Regions from separate parts of the Homo sapiens genome. Here region 1 is linked to region 2. The links are chromatin contacts, found by Hi-C in ENCODE. All regions are on one chromosome and are shown on one strand. Each heading gives the region's core, a stretch centred on a gene start or an enhancer-like site at or near the end of the contact. The rest is flanking DNA. Distances are from core to core; before and after follow the strand shown.

The links. A loop is a pair of places that touch in the nucleus more often than their neighbours do. Pooled maps may share reads with other maps.
Region 1: a map of ascending aorta shows a loop between it and region 2 (4-fold over the local background). The contact joins the promoter of PPIL2 here to the promoter of LRRC74B in region 2. A Hi-C loop is called at or near these places in 1 of 168 maps with a recorded cell type or tissue (ascending aorta) and 1 of 50 pooled maps.

Annotation. Positions count from the first base shown.
Region 1 is chr22:21,663,551-21,667,744 of GRCh38, forward strand. It overlaps PPIL2 (peptidylprolyl isomerase like 2), which reads left to right and starts at 2,462. Exons shown (of 20, transcript NM_014337.4): 1 at 2,462-2,581. The coding sequence starts at 2,550. RefSeq lists enhancers at 2,394-3,304, 2,539-2,778, 2,849-2,898.
Region 2 is chr22:21,043,966-21,048,767 of GRCh38, forward strand. LRRC74B (leucine rich repeat containing 74B) reads left to right here and starts at 1,981. Exons shown (of 10, transcript NM_001291006.2): 1 at 1,981-2,160; 2 at 3,391-3,533; 3 at 3,919-4,051. The coding sequence starts at 2,022. It also overlaps the pseudogene P2RX6P.

The DNA.
Region 1 (4,194 bases), core at 1,212-3,711, 620 kb after region 2:
AGCTGGGATCACAGGCACATGCCACCACGCCCAGCTAATTTTTGTATTTTTAGTAGAGACAGGGCTTCACCATGTTAGCCAGGCTGGTCTCGAACTCCTGACCTCAGGTGATCCAACCGCCTTAGCCTCCCAAAGTGCTGGAATTACAGGCGTGAGCCACCGCACCGACTGTCCCCTCCCCACACCCCGGCCCTTTTTTAAAGAGACAGGATCTCACTCTGTTGCCCAGGCTAGAGTGCAGTGGCTTGATCATAGTTTACTGCAGCCTCAAACTCCTGGGCCTCAAGTGATCCTTCCACTACAGCCTCCCAAGTAGCTGGAATCACAGGTGCTGCCACCATGCTGGGCCTAAGATTCCAGCCCTTAAGGAGCTACATCCCATCCACTGTATGTGTGTCATGGAGGCAGTGGTTGTGTCAGGGAGGGTGCTCAGTAAACCGGGACACAGACTGAATTACACAGGATTACAAATTGTGAGGAATTGTGACAGACTTTATGGGAGATGCATGGAAGTGGGTGGTTAGGGAAGGTCTCTCTGGGGAGGTGACACTTATGTTAAAACCTAGAGAATAAGAAGCCAGCCATGAAATAAGGCAAAGATAGCTGGCTTTCGGTGACTGGGTGGATGGTGGTACTGCTCAGCAGAGTGGGGACTGGGAGAAGAGGGAGGATTGAAAATTCTGCTTTATGGCCGGGTGCGGTGACTCATGCATGTAATCCCAGGACTTTGGGAGGGCTGAGGCGGGAGGATCACCTGAGGTCGGGAGTTCGAGACCAGCCTGACCAACATGGAGAAACCCCTTCTCTACTAAAAATACAAAATTAGCCAGGCGTGGTGGCGCATGCCTGTAATAATCCCAGCTACCTGGGAGACTGAGGCAGGAGAATCGCTTGAACCTGGGAGGCGGAGGTTGCAGTGAGCCAAGATCACACCATTGCACTCCAGCCTGGGCAACAAGAGCAAAACTCCATGTCAAAAAAAAAAAGAAAAAAAAAAAGAAAATTCTACTTTGACCAGACATGTTAATTTAATTTTTTTAGGCAGAGTCACTCTGTCACCCAGGCTGGGATGCAGTGGCCTAATCTTGGCTCACGGCAACCTCTGCCTCCCCAGTTCAAGCTACTGTCTCGGCCTCCCAAGTAGCTGGAATTACAGGTGTGTGCCACCACACCAGGCTAATTTTTTGTATTTTTAGTAGAGATGGGGTTTTGCCATGTTGGCCAGGTTAGTCTTGAACTCCTGACCTCAAGTGATCCGCCTGCCTCAGCCTCTCAAAGTGCTGGGATTGGCCGGGCGTGGTGGCTCACGCCTGTAATCCCGGAACTTTGGAAGGCCAAGGCAGGCGAATCAGGAGGTCAGGAGATCGAGACCATCCTGGCTAACATGGTGAAACCCCGTCTCTACTAAACACACACACACACACACACACACACACACACACAAAGTGCTGGGATTACAGGCGTGAGCCACCACGCCCATCCAGACATGTTACATTTCAGATCAGTGGTTACCCAAGTGGAGATCAGGAACCTGGAGTGCTGGTGACTTAGTACTGGGAGTCATGGGATACAAATGGCATTTAAAATTAGGAGCCTAGGCAAGATTACCCTGGGCCTGAGTGTAGCTAGGGGCCCAAGGTACTGATCTGACCCAAGGGAAGGGTCTGGCAGAAGAGACGGAAGGGATCAGGTAGGGCTTTGGACCTCTAGGCTTGATGGCCACCTGCTGCTGGGCCTCCGAGGGGCCTGGAGGCGGTGGGGACCGAATATGCAGAGAGAATGAGAAGTGAGCGAGTAGAACGAGAGTGGTACATGGCTTTGAAGGCATCTGCCACGGAGGCGGGAAGGGATGGGGTGGAGGCTCATGAGACTTGAAGCTCTAGGAGGACGTTGAAAAAGACCTGAGCGCTGGCCGGGCGCGAAGCCTCAGGCCTGTAATCCCAGCACTTTGGGAGGCCAAGGCGGGAGGACTGCTTGAGCTCAAGAGCTCCAGACCAGCCTGGGCAACATTGTAAGAGCCTGTCTCTACAAAAAATTAACAAATTAGCCGGGTGTGGTGGTGCGTGCCCGTAGCTACTCGGGAGGCTGAGGTGGGAGAATCGCTTGAGCCTGGGAGGTCGAGGCAGTAGTGAGCTGTGATTGTGCCACTGCACTCCAACCTGGGCGACAGAGCGAGACCCTGTCTCGAAAATAAATAAATAAGACCTGAGAACCCAGTATGGGAATGGCCCTGAGCCGTGGCTAGGGGGGTAGACAAGGCGGTCCAGACAGACCCCTCAAGAAGATGGGGCTTCGAGGCTGAGGGAGCTCGGCCCCGAAAAGACGCCTGCGGGAGATGGCACACCTAGCTAGGACCCCATACTGGGCAGGCGATCCTTCCGAGCATGAGCACCTGGCGCTAGCGAACCACAATTCCCAGCACGCCAGGCGCCCGTTTCCGGGGCGCGCCGCGGAACCCGGAAGTGGTCACGGAACTCGGCTGCGGCTCCATGGTCTGAGTTGTCAGCCGTTGTTTTTTCGTGCTCGCTAGTCGCCGCCGCCGCTCCGCCATGGGGAAGCGACAGCACCAAAAGGACAAAATGTAAGTTGAGCCGCAGTCGGGAGCGGCGCTCCACTCTGCCTCAGTGAACCGCCTGTCCCGCACTGCGCGCCGCTCGCCTTCCCTCTCAGCTACTCCCCAGAGCACAGCCCAAAGGTCACTTCCTCCCGGAAGCTGCCGCCCTGTCTCCAGTCAGGGTAATGACCCTCGGGCCGCCGCGCTCTCCCGGGGCCGCGGCTCCGATGACGTCAGCTGCGGGCTCGAGCGCAGCCCGGTTTTCCTTACTCTGGTTCTGCCCGGACCGTCCCCCGTCTGTTCGCGAGTTTCGCCCTTGAATGAGTAGTCTCTACCTCTTCCGTACTTCACGTCTCGCTGTGTTCTGGTTCATGCCTATCAGCCTGCAAACGTGCTGCAGAGCCTTCTAATTTAAAGCAAACCAGGTCGGGCGCAGTGGCTCACCTGTAATCACAGCACTTTGGGAGGCCGAGGCGGGCGGATCACCTGAGGTCAGGAGTTCAAGACCAGCCTGGCTAATACGGTGAAACCCCGTCTCTACTAAAAATACAAAAATTAGCGGGGCGTGGTGACGGGCGCCTGTAATCCTAGCTATTTGGGAGGCTGAGGCAGGGGAATCGCTTGAACCCGGGAGGCGGAGGTTGCGGTGAGCCGAGATCGTGTCACTGCACTCCAGCCTGGGCGACAGAGCGAGACGCTGTCTCAAAAATAATAAATAAAATTTAAAAATCCACCCGTGCCCCGTGCCCCACGTCCCACGTTCCCCTCCCGCTGCCGCCGTGTTGTTTCTCTTAAGAACAAGTGAGAGACTAGTGGCTTCATGCTGTTTTCTGAGTCTCTTGAAACCACTCAAGTCAGAATTTCGACCCCAGAACTGTTGGGCTTCTCAACAGTATGTCACACCGTTGACCACTCCCTCTTTCTGAAGCCCTCCTTTGGTATCTGGGATTTCACCTGCTCTTTGTTTTCTCTCGACTTCAGCGGCCTCTCTTTTCAGGTTCCCAGCGACTTCTTGTTGCTAAATATAGTATTCAATCCTCAGTCCTCATTTTTTTTTTTTTTTTTTTTTGAGACGCAGTTTCGCTCTTGTTGCCCAAGCTAGAGTGCAATGGTGAGATCTTGGCTCACCGCAACCTCCGCTTCCCGGCTTCAAGAGATTTTCCTGCCTCAGCCTCCCGAGTAGCTGGGATTACAGGCATACGCCACCATGCCCAGCTAATTTTGTATTTTTAGTAGAGAAGGGGTTTCTCCATGTTGGTCAGGCTGGTCTCGAACTCCTGACCTCAGGTGATCCACCTGCCTCGGCCTCCCAAAGTCCTGGGATTACAGGCGTGAGCCACCGCGTCTGGGCAGCCTCAGTCCTCATTTTGTTGGGCTTCTCAACAGTATGTCCCACTGTTGACCACTCCCTCCTTCTGAAGCCCTTCTTTGGTATCTGGGATTTCACATGCTCTTTGTTTTCCATCGACTTCAGCGGTCTTTCTTTTCCCAGTCTCCTTTCTGGACCCTCCTCCCTTCTCTCAGATCTCATACGTTTCTTTTCCATAAACATTCTCTGTGGGTGATATAATTTCCCAGTCATCTATAAGCTGCTTTCCCCAGTCTTGTGTAGTTAGTGGCTTACTTAATATCTCCACTGG
Region 2 (4,802 bases), core at 731-3,230:
ACCTCCTACACATCCCTGAAAGTCCTGTTCAGGTGCCACTCCTCTGTGAAGCCCTTCCTGAGAACCTGCAGCCACCTTTGGCATCACATGCTTCTCTCTCGCACACACTGGCTGCATGGCGGGTGTTCAAGCTGTCAGTGGGGAAAGGACTTGCGCCCCCGTCAGCAACATCAGGGCCCCCACCTGAGGTGGCTTCACGAAGTCGGCCACATCCCACAGCCGGTTTCCAAGCTCCTTGATCTGAGTCACGGAAACCCCTTTGAGTTTGGTTGTGATGGAAATCTGGGGTTCCAGGTCCCGCTCCTGGTAGCCTTTTTTGGCGAGGAGCGCCCACCTGGGAAGGAGAAGATGGGCAGTGTGGTGTCCCCCCAGCGTGTAGTGACGGGGCAGAGCTGGGCCCTACATGCTCAGTTCTCTCCCCACACCCTACAGGCTCCCAGTCCAGCATCCTCTCTGGCCCCACTTCCCACTGTAGACTCCCTGAACGAGACAGAAGCTCCAGCCATGCATCAGAGAGCCAGTGCCCTCAGACAATCACCTTCACTAGCCAGCACCCACCCCCAGCCTCAGTAGACCCAGCTCCGAGCTTATAGACTCCCCTGACCGGAGATATAGCTGGTGGTCTCTCTGGGGGCCTAGTGCTCCAGCTCTCACAGATGTTAAGGACAATGTCTTGTGCCCCCTGGGTGGGGCCGTGGGGAGGGACTGGGAAGCAGGCAGGTGGACACACAGGACAAACACACAGCTTGTTCTTGCTCTCCTGTCTTGTATTGCCTACCTCCCACCCCGTCCCATTATGGCCCCTTCCCCTCCAGCCCCTAAACAGCCCAACCCTCAACTTCAACCCAGCAGGACCAAGCCCCACCCCCGACCTCTTCCCTTGCCCCTCCAGCCTGGCCAAAAGCTCTTCTCTCTTACCCTACCACATAGACGACGATCCCAAACTGCAGCAGCCTCTGCAGGGCGCCCCCCCACCAGTTCCTGGTCATCACATACTTCTCCGTTTTATAATCCAGAAGCCCCTAGTCTGCTGTGGCCCCTGGGGAGCCCATGCTGCCAGCTCCTGCTAGCTGCGGGCACATGAGTCAGCATGGCAGCTGCAGCCGCAGCTGAACAGGAGGCAAAGCAGGGCCCGAGCCAGGCCACGCCAGCCGCTGTTAAAGGGACACTTCCACTAAAGCAGGATCCAGCCTCCAACACCCAGCCTTCAGCCCCTAACCCCAGCTGCCCTGCACCTCCCACCCTCCCTACATTCTCTTTGCTGGGCCCTGGTGGCACACAGAAAACAGCAGCTCTGTCCCTGCCCTCTGGCCTCACTTCCTCCGGTGGGAGTGGACGTGGTGAGAGGATGGGGAAGGACAGCTGTTATCAGTGCTGTGAGAAGACGGCCTGAGGGCAGCAACAGCCCCGGGGGGGCTCTGAGTAAAGCTTCAGGAATAAGTGACTTCTGAGCTGACGCTTGCAGATTCTGAAGTTCAACAAGCAGACAAAGATGGGGATGGAGGTTCCCAGGGGAGCGAACAGCGTATGCAAAGGCCAGCGCATGCAAGAGAACTGAGAGCCACAGAGTGAGAGGGTGACCTGGCTCTGCGAAGTTCCCCAGGCCCTCCTGAAAAGCCATTCCCAAGTGCAGTGAAGAAAACACAAGCTCTGGAGTCAGGCATGTTTCCCATTCCATGAAAGGGGGGCGATGCTGGAACCGCCTAGGGGAGGCAGGGGGATAAACGCAGCAAGGCGCCCAATCCGGTGCATGGTCTGTGGCGCATGCAGTGTATCAGCCCGGGCGAGGAGCCTCAGCACAAGCCGGCCACAGTTTCTACGGCAACCGACAACACCGGGTTGCCGGGGCGACCGCCGCGGGAGAGCGCGTCGCTATTGGCTGTGGGGGGTGCCTGTTGCTGGACGGCACATTCGGTTGGTCAGCGCAGCCGCAGACTCCGCCCACAATCCCGGGCCGCGCTCTGGGCGCGGGGTCAAGCTGTCTCCGACTCAGTGTCTGAGACTGCGAGAGGGTCGTAACCATGAGGGGTTCCTGTGAGAGGTCTGGGGAGGATGAAGAGCAGAAAGAAGAGGCTATGGTGGCCTGTGGGCGTCTTTCAGGGGTCCCCGAGGCCGAGCAGGGTCCCGAGGCCAATTGGGACTCCGACCTGGAGACGGAAGGTGCTCGGGGGAGGGGGCAGGCCCGACTCCTCCCCTTTGGGGGTCTTCTCCCGCAGGGGTTGGGGGAGGCGGGCTGGGGCTAAGGCCAGCAGGGAACGTACCCGCCTGCGGGGCGCCTCCAGCCCCCTGCCTTCCCTTCATTGCTCCTGGAAGCATCAGGATAAAATGCAAAATCCCGCCAGACAGTGCACCAAGGGCTGTCCCACCCTGAAATGAAATCAGAGCCGGGTTTTCCCAATCCACAGGAAAAACTAAGCTAATGGATGTATGGAATTTAGAACTATCTCGGTTTTTTCTCCCGTAAAATGTTTACAAAACATTTGTGGCCTGCAATCCAGGTTAAAAGACACAGCATGCAATTTGGCATCAGACAGGCAGAGGCCTGACTCTGGCAGGATTAGCTACCACCACTAGCTGTGGGATGCTCAGCGCAGGCCAGCCATGACTTCTACTACAAACAACATTGGGTTGCTTGGGCTCATATTTATTAATAAATAAATATATAAATAAATTATTTATTTATTAGAGCCAGGGTCTTGCTCTGTCACCCGGGCGTCAGTGCAGTGGCAGGATAATAGCTCACTGCAGCCTTGAACTCTGCACTCTAGTGAGCCTTCTGCCTCAGCCTCCTGAGTAGCTGGGACTACAGGAGACCACCACGTCTGGCTAATATAAAAATTTTTTGGCTGGGTGGGGTGGCTCACGCCTGTAATCACAGCACTTTGGGAGGCCCAGGCAGGCAGATCACCTGAGGTCAGGAGTTCGAGACCAGCCTGGCCAACATGGTGAAACCCCGTCTCTACTGAAAATACAAAAAACTAGCCCAGTGTGGTGGTGGGCGCCTGTAATCCCAGCTACTCGGGAGGCTGAGGCAGGAGAATTGCTTGAACCTGGGAGGCAGAGGTTTCAGTGAGCCGAGATCGTGCCACTGCATTCCAGCCTGGGTGACAGAGCAAGAGTCTGTCTCGAAAAAAAAAAAAAGAAAATTTGTCTAGCTATGTTGCCCAGGTTGTCCAGCTTTCTTTTGATAGCCGTATGACTTTAAGGAAAAGATTTGCGTTGCCTGAGGCTTGATGTCCTCATCTGTCATATGGGAGCAGTGGTCCCAAGAAGCACAGGAAGCAGTGCTTCTAGAGGCAAAACATAGGCCAGGTAGTGACACAGGGCAGGGGAGGACACAGGTGGCTGTAGCTGTGCAGGGTCCACATTCGTCCCCCTGTCTCCTGCCAGGCACCGATGGGCTTGGAGAACTGGTCAGGGACACACTGTACCTGAGGTCTTGCCGGGCCCATAGTGTTGTGCCCATCTCCTGCTTTCTGCGCCAAGGGAGCGCCCAAGAGCTGAACCTCCGGCACCGTGGCCTGGGGCCCCAGGTACCACTGGAGGGACACTGTATCCAGGCTTACGGGGAGAGGCCTCGGGAGACAGCAGCCATGGGAGTGCCCCTGTGTCTGTCCCCTACACTCCCCAGCTTCTGCCTGTGTCAGTCATGCCCTACCCTCCACATCTGGGAGACAGATGGGATTGAGGCTGTGACAGGTGGCGTTAAGGGTTGTGGATCCTGCAGGCTCCTAACCCGCTGGGGGGTCAGGGAGAGCTGGGGGTGGGGGGAGACCTTCACAGAGCCTAAAAGGAGAAGCAGGTGTCACTTAAAACAGGTGGGAAGGGGAGGGCTTTCCAGCTGGAGGATGTGGAGTGGGCTGAGCCCTGGAGCATGAGCCAGGATAGTGGCCAGTGTGTTTGCTCTGTCTGTCCCAGGGCGCCCGGGCTCTGGCTTCCTCATTGAGCTCCAATCCATATGTCAAGCGGCTGGACCTTCGAGACAATGGGCTCTGTGGGGCAGGTGCAGAGGCCCTGGCAGGTGCCCTGAGCAAAAGCAGCAGCATCCATGGTAGGTGCTGGGTCTGGGGCAGGTGGGCAGGCGTGTCCTCCTTTTCCTCAGGGATGTGCCTCCATCGTTGAAAGCTGGGCCGTGTCACCTGGGGCCTGCTGGTGTTGCTGGTGGATAGAAGAGGGGCCTCATCACAGGAGGGGGCATGTGGGGTGGAGTTAGACCCTCTGCTGTGCAGCCGATGCCTGATAGAAGTCCTTTCCTCACCCACCCCACACCATCACTCCCCTCCCTTGCTGGCCAGCATCCCCCTCTTCACCTAGCACATGGGAGACTCCCAGTACCTGAATGCAGGATGGGAGAGTCCTTCCACACAGAGAGGTGGGAGTTGGGCATTGTAAGAAGCAGGTAGGCAATGTGGGAGTTTGATGGGGCTGGATCCAAATGCCAGTTCTGCCACTGAAGAGCTGGATACCTGGGCAAGCAGCTTAACCTCTCTGAGCTTCAGTTTCTGATCTGTGAAATGGCCCCCAAAATACCTTATGGGCTTGGGGCTGTGGTGAGCATGAAGTGAAATGCACTCCTGAAGTGGTCAGAAGAGTGTGTGACCCATGTACGTGCTCCATGCATGGCCACTTGGGCTATTATTGCCAATCCTGGCAACGGGGCTGTGAGGGCTTCTGAAGTGGGTGGTGATATCACTGCCAGATGCAGCCATCGACGGTATAGCTGCCCCCCACCACAGCAGTCTCTACAGTACCAGGAGGTAGGCGGTTTTAACCACTTGACACAGAAGCTGGTGGGCACACAG